2 separate regions of the Homo sapiens genome follow, and region 1 is linked to region 2. Evidence: chromatin contacts called from ENCODE Hi-C or POLR2A ChIA-PET data. All regions are on one chromosome and are shown on one strand. Each heading gives the region's core, a stretch centred on a gene start or an enhancer-like site at or near the end of the contact. The rest is flanking DNA. Distances are from core to core; before and after follow the strand shown. Region 1 overlaps PTPN1 (protein tyrosine phosphatase non-receptor type 1). Region 2 overlaps PTPN1 (protein tyrosine phosphatase non-receptor type 1).

Region 1 (4,597 bases), core at 1,802-4,301, 36 kb before region 2:
GAACCCTATTGTGAACTGAATGTGTGCAAGAGATCAGGTTGCAAGCTCCTTATGAGAATCTGATGCCTGATGATCTGAGGTGGAAGTTTCTATCCCAAAACCATCCCTCACCACCCCCAGGCCTGTGAAAAAATTGTCTTCCATGGAACCGGTTCCTGGTGCCAGAAAAGGTTGGGGACCGCTGCCCTAGAGCATCCTCCCTCTTCTTGAAAGCTTAGATGCCCTTTTTTATACCTGAAATGGTGGAAGCCACACTGACTTCTGCAGCCCCAGGCCCCTGTGGGTCCACATGACCACAGCCTGTCCTCTTCCCAGTCTCATGAGCCTGGGCCTGCAGCCAGCTTTGAAACAGTCGAGGAAACTTCGAGGGTACTGGGGAACTCTTCGTACTATTTTGGCAACATTTTGCAAGTCCAAAATTACTTCAAAAAGTCAAAAAAATCACTTTGGGGGGAATTTACATTGTTTAATTTTGTACACAAATGAAAAACTATACTAATCTGTCTTATTTCTAAGTCAATTCTATATCAAGTGGACTTTACGTACTGAGATGTGGTAACCATTGTGTCTTACAGGTAATTGGGTAAGGGATATGGTTTTGAGATTACAACTCAAAACACTGTTCTTCAAACAACACTGGTAAGTTTGTTAAGTTATCTGAGGGCCCTACACAGGCAAAGCGTCAATTTGGGAAGGAAATGGGCTGAGGCCTAAGGTGTTCAACAAGCTCACAGTCAAGGAAAGCGCTCCAGCCTGAGGGTGCTGGCAATGCAGGGATGCTGAGGTTAATTCTTAGAAGTGGAAAACTCTAACCCCAGCTGATTGACAACATCTGTTTCACATCAGCAGGGATAGAAAGAAACAGGAGTTACTCATCCTGGTTTAGCTCTATTAAGCAAAGAAAAAAATGGGAAGCACCCCAAATTCATGTTCTTTAGAAAAAAATTTTATTGTTGCAGCTAAAATGCAAACCCATCATGAATATGGCAAGTTGGAAAACTGTACAGTCTGACAGTTCTGTGAGGTCACAGAAGACCCTGAGACACTCCCCCCCACCCACCCGGTCATGCAGCCACGTATCCACACACACCTGAAAAGGTATTATACCAAAACACCTTGCTTTTTTTGTTTTTATTTTTGTAAAAATGGTTTATTCCATGGCCATTGTAAAAAATAATGACCTGATGAGTAAATATTGGCTTAAGGCATATAGCAGAGCAGCTCGCTACCTCTCTAACATAATGTGTAACAAGGTGGAGAGCCAGCTGCTCTCCAAGGATAGGAGGTTAAACCAGTACGTCCATTTTGAAATGCTACTATATATACACACCCAAACTACTACATACATATACAGGACTTAAAAACAACAAGCCCAGCTCAGAATGCTTACAGCCTGGCACCTAAGCCTTATCCACACCTCACCATAGCTCTGCAGGGTGACACCTCGAATGTTCCCACCACAGAATTTCTCTGTACTGGCTTCTACCACGAGAAAGGCAAAATGTGAAAATGCTGGCAAGAGAGTAGCTCGGGAGCTACAGCTGCCGTGTTTTTCATGTTAAAAAGCCACTTAATGTGGAGGTCTTCAGTTCCCTTTGCAGGAAGAGTCGTGAGCACCATCAGGCCCCACAGGGTTTGAGGGTGGGGCAGACGCGCCTCTCTCGGCAAGGTGAACCGGGACAGAGACGGCGGCAGGCTGCCTAAAGGACCGTCACCCAGGCTGTTTCAAGAAGTGTGGTTTCCAGCAGGTGCCTCTCTTCCAAATCACGGTCTGCTCAAGAAGAGTGTTGACTTGGAATGGCGGAGGCTGATCCCAAAGGTGGGGGGCGGGGGGTGTCCCTGCTTCCCTAAATCATGTCCAGAGCGTGAGGTGTGAATATGGCTTCCCATACCCTTGGAATGTCTGAGTTACAGCAAGACCCTGCTGTACCAGGACAGGCTGGGCCTCACCAGGAAGTCACTAGAGTGTCATGCCAGGAATTAGGCAAATGCCTATTCCTGGAAAACTGCACCCTATTGCTGAGCGACAATGACTTCAGCAACAGGCTTAGGAACCACAGCCATGTAATGATCAGGTCATGCACAGGCAGGTTGGACTTGGACATGGGGCACATTAGTAAGCAGAGATCAAAGTTTCTCATTTCAAGCACATATTTTTCATCAGGACACAAGAAGACCTTACATGCATTCTAATACACACGGGGGAGCAGTGATTGAGAACTAGATCTAGCAGATAACAGGGAGGAGAATAAGCGGGACAAAGTAATCTCACATCATGTTTCTTATTAAATACCCACGTGTTCATTATATATTATAGCATTGTTCTATCTTCTCACGTTACCCACAATATCACTAAATAACAACTGCTTACAACCGTCCTCCTTCCCAGTACTGGTCTGACGCAGCAGGCCCATGGCAAAGCCTTCCATTCCCAGTACTACCTGAGGATTTATTATTGTACTTTTTGATAAAGCCCTTGATGCAAGGCTGACATCAAAAAATTTTAATACATTATTGGTTCAAGAAAATGCTAGTGCACTATGGATGCCTTTGGGGAAAAAATTGTTTAAATAAATATGGAGTGGAGAGTTGCTCCCTGCAGATTCAAGGGGGGGGCTGTTGGCGTGCCGCCCGCCTGGGATGCTCCAGGAGGGAGCCCTGGGTGGGGCGAGCCCCAAGACGGGTGTAGGCCCCTTCCCTCTGCGCCGCCAGCATGGTACTCTCTTTCACTCTCCTCAAAAAATGGCTTGTGGATTTGGTACTCAAAGTGGAAGGGGCAAAAAGTAAAAGGATGAGGGGTGAGACACACATCCGGGGAAGATGGGTTTTAGTGCAGAACCAACGTCCGTCCGGGGCCCGGCTCTCTACGCGGTCCGGCGGCCCTTACCTACCGCGGCATGCCTGCTAGTCGGGCGTGGGCTCTGCGGGCAGAGGCGGACAGTGGGTGGAGGTGGAGTGGAGGAGGGTCAGGCTATGTGTTGCTGTTGAACAGGAACTGGAATGAAACCAAACAGTTCAGATGAGCCCAGACCCGCACCTGCAGAGCTGTCGCCTCATGCATGACCCCGGCCACACCCCCCGGCAACTTCAACCTCCGAGGGAGCAAAGGGGGTTTTGGTTTTATTTTTTACAGTAGCCCCCTCTCCCCAAAAATCATCCCCAAGGAAAAAATTGTTTGCATTTTGCAAAACCATCTGATGTACTCAGATGCCACCTGGAAAGAGGTAAAATATTTAAAACCACGAAAAAGTCTTAGGAGGTCATTTCCATGGCCAGAGCTCTGAGGCTAGTCCTCTCTCTTCCCCTTACTTAACAGCAACACACGTCTAACGTGTGAATTTCTGCTGAAATGGCACTTCTCCCAATGAGGTGGAGCCCACTTCTCTGAATTAACAGCGGGTTGACATGCCAATGGCCACCCTGTGGTGACCTCTGACCCCCAGGCAGAGGCCTCGAGGACACCCATTTATGGGGATGGGGTGATGAGGGCTGGTACATGAGCAAGATGGCTGTCACAGGAGGGAGCAATGGAGAAAGGACAATGGAAACCCAGCGGGGACACCCTGAGCAGAAGCAGAGGCAGGTTCTGTTTTTCTAGACGGCCTTTTGTTGCTGTTCTTCTTATAGTGGGAAAGCTCAAAGACCCTGTCCTGGCTCAGTGTGCACACAGCTGAGGGGGGCTTGAGCGCAACAGCGTCCTAACCCTCTTCTCCAAGGGAGTTTACATTCGTAAAAGTTTGGGATTCCTTCCCTGGGAAATCAAATATAAATTATATGGCTGATTACATCACCTAAGGGTATGAGAAAGTTTCATAAGTGCCTACTTTGTTTTTTTTTGTTCCAGAAATAACAAAAAGCTGCTTTTTATAAAGGTTAAAAACAACAATGTGTTGTAACTCTATTTTTTTCCAAAAACAAAGGAATAAAAAAAAAAAGAGAGAGAGAAACAGACGTATTTGGCATTTTCTCTACTTACTCCTGAATAGGTTAAGGCCCTGAGATTAGACTCTTATATTCTTGGGACCAGAGGGCTCCTTAAAACCCCAGTGCATCGATCCTTAATTCTCTTGTTAGCCCTTCCACAGTTCCAGACTTTAAAAACCTTTGATCTGTTTCTTCTGAGACTGGCTCAGATGCACCACAGAACTGAATCCTACCATCGGGCTAGCGGCCAGTGCTCTCTGCACACGAGCATCTCGCCAGCGCGTCTGTCAGTGGAAACATACCCTGTAGCAGAGGTAAGCGCCGGCCGTGAGGACCGTAGCCACGCACATGTTGACCAGGAAGGGCTTCCAGTAACTCAGTGCATGGTCCTCGTCCTTCTCGGGCAGTGACGGCTCCCCTTTGGCTGGGGAGGCAGCCTGGGCACCTCGAAGACTTCCCCCCACGACCCGACTTCTAACTTCAGTGTCTTGACTCATGCTGAGGAATCAGAGGGCAGAGATGGGTTACTCACTTTGGAGAAAATGAATGGCAAGGATGCTGCTATTGTGGCAGGAATTCTAGGAAAAAACAAGCCACGTGTAGACAGAGTTGGATGATGTTAACCTTCCAGCGAGCCAGCCCCCTCTGCTTGGAGGGAGGGCCAGGCCAGGGC
Region 2 (4,204 bases), core at 692-3,191:
CTGAGGCAAGAGAATCGCATGAACCCAGGAGGCAGAGGTTGCAGTGAGCTGGGATTGTGCCACTGCACTACAGCCTGGGCACGACAGAGCGAGACTCCCTCTCAAATTAGAATAAATAAATAAACATACTTGGCCAGGTGCAGTGGTTCACACCTATAATCTCAGCACTTCAGGAGGCCAAGAAGGGCAGATCACATGAGCCCAGGAATTCAAGACCAGCCTGGGCAACATAGTAAGACAAATCAGCTGGGTGTGGCGGCTCTCACACCTGTATTCCTAGCTACCTGGGAGGCTGAGGTGGGAAGGTCGCTTGAGTCCAAGTAGTTGAGGCTGCAGTGAGCTATGACTATGTCACTGCACTCCGGCCTGGTGGCAGAGTAAGACCCTGTCTCAATAAAAAAAAAAAAGAATCAAATAAGCAATTAAATATACTTAAGATTAGAAATACATGAAGGAATCGTGTATAAAAAAGATGTTATGAATAAAAACAGGAAGAAGTAAAACCAGAACAAGGAGATGTGACTGAAGAAATGAGAAATCCTGGAAATAAATGAATAATCATGAAAATTTTTTAAAAAACCTTAAGAGATAGGATAAACGCTAGACTAAGCCCAGTCAAAGCATGAGCAAATTGAAAGCTACTACAGAGAAATGCGCCCAGGATGCAGCATGAAGAATTACGAAACACAAAACGGAGCAGTTCAGAGGCAAGGGGGACAGATGGACTCCAGTCCACACCTCAAAATAAGCAGCACTGAGACACGGAGGCAAACGGTCAAGCTGCAGGATGTTGAGAATAAAAAAAAATCTTCAAAGTAAATTACAATATTGTTTGGAAGCTTAATAGAGCATTAACATGGTCATTTACTTAATTTTTTTAAAACTCTACAGTTATGCAGCCATTTAAGATAAGAAACTCTTAAAAATACAATAAAAAGGGACCATTGTCATTGATGGTGACCCTAAATCGTTTATAAAGCAAAGCCACTTTATATGTGTGTGGCTAATAGCTAGTTTTGATTCCCTGAGGCCTGATGTAGTTTCAGAACTGAAAAATTATTTTCCAGCTAGAATGAGATTCATCTAGAAATGGGGTATCCTATCTTTAAGAAAATACTGTTGTCAGTGAAAGCAACATATTGACATAGTGGTCTACCACTGAAAAATTTTAACACGGCCGGGTGCAGTGGCTCACGCCTGTAATCCCAGCACTTTGGGAGGCCGAGGCAGGCGGATCACAAGGTCAGGAGTTTGAGACCAGCCTGACCAGCATAGTGAAACCCCGTCTCTACTAAAAATACAAAAATTAGCCGGGCGTGGTGGCGCACACCTATAATCCCAGCTACTCGGGAGGCTGAGGCAGGAGAATCGCTTGAACCCGGGAGGCAGAGGTTGCAGTGAGCCGAGATCATACCATTGCACTCTAGCCTGGGTGACAGAGCGAGACTCTCAAAAAAAAAAAAGTTAATGCAGATAAAATGAATTTGGGCCTTAAACCAGAATTTAGAAACAGCACACCAACTTCATTATAGTAAGCTTCTAGAGCCTTTGTTTATATTATTTATACAAAGAATCAGAATAGAATCGTTACCAAAGGTATAAAAATTGCTTTTTCAAGTGTCCCGACTTTAAATCTTATTTTTACCGTCCCTAATAGTGTCTGCTTTTAAAAAATCACTTATGCTTTCTGTTAAATGTCATGAATTTCACCTTGGGTAGAAATCAATAGGCAGAAAATGAATCAGACTTACAGTAATTGATGTCAATAAAACATATTGGAACCACTATTTTTTTTAAAATGCTGAGAACCACAAAACCATTCCTGTAAGAGAACAGTCTAAAAAATTAAATCTACTTTCACTTCTGTTTTGTTTACCTTCTGCTTTCCATAATGACAGCTTAAGAACTTCAGGCCCTGGGCTTCTGCTGTTTGCCGGAGGACAGTGGTACAGTTGACTAAGGACACATGTAGTTGGCAGACATCTGCAAGTGGAAGGCTCACAGCTTTCCTCACCGGGAATCAGACTATCAATCACCAGCTGCTGCCCTCCATGGTCCCAGGGAGAAAGGTATCATAGGAATCCACATGATACTCCTACCCTGAAGTATGGAGAACCATCCTCACAAAACTAGGATGATACTTTGGTGCACAATTTGGAGTGTGAATGGGAGGAAAATAGAACATCAAAATGAAACTGGCTTTGGTTAAGAATTTCGTTTGTATTCCAAGAGTGGCACAAGATTCTGCTACCAGGACCAAGGAAAAGGCATATGTATTATTATCAACCAAATGAGTTTATAAAGTACTTTCTAGATGTAGTGTACTTTTCTACATACCATCTGAGGGGTAAGGATGAAGAAGGAACAAAGAATAAAATACGACCAATGCCCAAAATTATTTGAAGTGAGAGTGCTTCAGTGAAGCCACAACAATAAAAAGACAATCTGGGGAAGAGAGGAAGCAGGCAACCAAGCTCCTCTGTGTGGCTTTCCAAAGAACTCCCCATATGCATTAAGAAAGCAAGGTTCAGATTCAATGCATTAATCCCTTCAATTCATCCAAATATCGACTGAGCATCAACTATGTGGCAAGCACTAAGCATATGAAGATTAACAAGAAAGACAAAAGACCTGCCCTCACAGAGCCTGCGCTTCAGGGGGGAAGACAGTCAAACAGATGTCTGAGCTAGGCGATGTTACATGCAACCCTCATAAACGCTACCATCCCTGCTGCCAACAAGTGTCCCAAACACAAGGGATCTAATCACTTTTTTTAATTCTTCTTCTTTCTTTTCGAGACAGGACCTGTCTCGCTCTGTCACCTAGAGTGGAGTGCAGTGGCACAATAAGGGCTCACTGAAGCCTCGACTTCTAGGGCTCAGGTGATCCTCCCACCTCAGCCAACTGGGTAGCTGAGACTACAGGCACCACGCACTACGTTCCACCATGCCTGGCTCATTGTTTCTATTTTTTTGTAGAGACGGGGGGAGGGGGGGTCTCGCTATGCTGCCTGGGCTGGTCTTGAACTCCTGGGCTCAAGCGATCTGCCTGCCTTGGCCTCCCAAAGTGCTGGGATTACAGGTGTGAGCCACCGAGCTCAGCCAGACCACTCTTATTAAGGCAGAATGAATCGTTCAAAGGCCACAACCTCTAGCTGCACCTCCATCTTTCTTTTTGCTTCTTCCTGGGTATTAAGAGTTCTGGCACTGAAATGTGCCTAAGAACAATGGTACCAGGCTGTACACGTAAAACCACGTGCATCATACATTATGAGCAGTTTAAGGATAACTTGGTCTACATACAGATTTCTCATCTTTTTCAGACTAATCCATGAGGGAGATGCAACTCCACTAACATAGCGCTAATTTAGGATATTGCTGAATAAACAGCAAAGATTTAAAATCATCAGTTCAGTGAGTGCTTACTATTTACTATGCCAAGATGGGTTATGCCTTGTCATGACGTTACAAGAAACACAACCCATTTTAGCCTACAGCCTGTGGTTTCCTATTGTCTTCCCCACTACGAAGGCATGCAATGTTCAGGGTGACTCGAAATTCCTACTCAAGAAAAAGTATCTGGGCCAGGTGCAGTGGCTGATGCCTGTAATCCCAACACTTTGGGGGGCTGACGTAGAAGGATCACTTGAGCTCAGGAGTTTGGAACCAGCCTAGACAACATAGGCAATATAAATAAAATAAATAAAATAAAAATAAAAAGACATTGTACCTCTTGATGGGAATCACACTCAGCAACTTGCAGAGAGGTGGGAGAAACCTGTGGCTACTTCTGCTAACAATCTAATGTTATTTTATTTATCATGATTATTATTACTTTTTGAGACAGAGTTTCACCCAGGCTGGAGTGCAGTGGTGCAATTTATGCTCACTGCAGCCTCTACCTCCTGGGCTCAAGCAATTCTCATGCCTCAGCCTTCCAAGTAGCTGGGATTACAGGTGTGTGCCACCACACCCAGCTAATTATTTCTAGTTTTAGTAGAGACGGGGTTTCACTGTGTTGGCCAGGCTAGTCTCGAACTCCTGACCTCAGGTGATCCGCCCACCTCAGCCTCCCAAAGTGTGAAAGAGATAAATACCCCAGCTCCTTGCTTCTCAGGTACGGCAATGTGAAGGCATGGCCCTTGCAGTCTCTCGGACGTCCCCAGTGGGTTTGAGCCCCGCTGGCCCAGTGGGAACCTGCTCCT

The links. A loop is a pair of places that touch in the nucleus more often than their neighbours do. ChIA-PET counts read pairs that join two places held with the same protein, here RNA polymerase II (POLR2A). Pooled maps may share reads with other maps.
Region 1: a pooled map shows a loop between it and region 2 (4-fold over the local background). The contact joins two enhancer-like sites. A Hi-C loop is called at or near these places in 6 of 168 maps with a recorded cell type or tissue (B cell, Right ventricle myocardium inferior, ascending aorta and 3 more), 4 of 37 single-sample maps with no recorded cell type and 11 of 50 pooled maps. POLR2A ChIA-PET finds 5 or more read pairs at or near these places in 9 of 52 experiments (BJ, CD4-positive, alpha-beta T cell, Caco-2 and 6 more).

What each region holds. Positions count from the first base shown.
Region 1 is chr20:50,581,090-50,585,686 of GRCh38, reverse strand. It overlaps PTPN1 (protein tyrosine phosphatase non-receptor type 1), which reads right to left. Exons shown (of 10, transcript NM_002827.4): 9 at 4,227-4,422; 10 at 446-2,995. The coding sequence ends at 2,972. Among named protein-coding and RNA genes, the nearest start is that of MIR645, 2.4 kb to the left of the region's middle. Within about 2 kb of position 3,051, at least 4 of the 41 ENCODE cell types and tissues checked have a DNase peak (open chromatin) inside an H3K27ac peak, as active enhancers do; they include B cell, where a contact is called at or near this core.
Region 2 is chr20:50,544,633-50,548,836 of GRCh38, reverse strand. All of the region lies in intron 1 of PTPN1 (protein tyrosine phosphatase non-receptor type 1), which reads right to left. Among named protein-coding and RNA genes, the nearest start is that of PTPN1, 36 kb to the right of the region's middle. Within about 2 kb of position 1,941, at least 5 of the 41 ENCODE cell types and tissues checked have a DNase peak (open chromatin) inside an H3K27ac peak, as active enhancers do; they include B cell, where a contact is called at or near this core.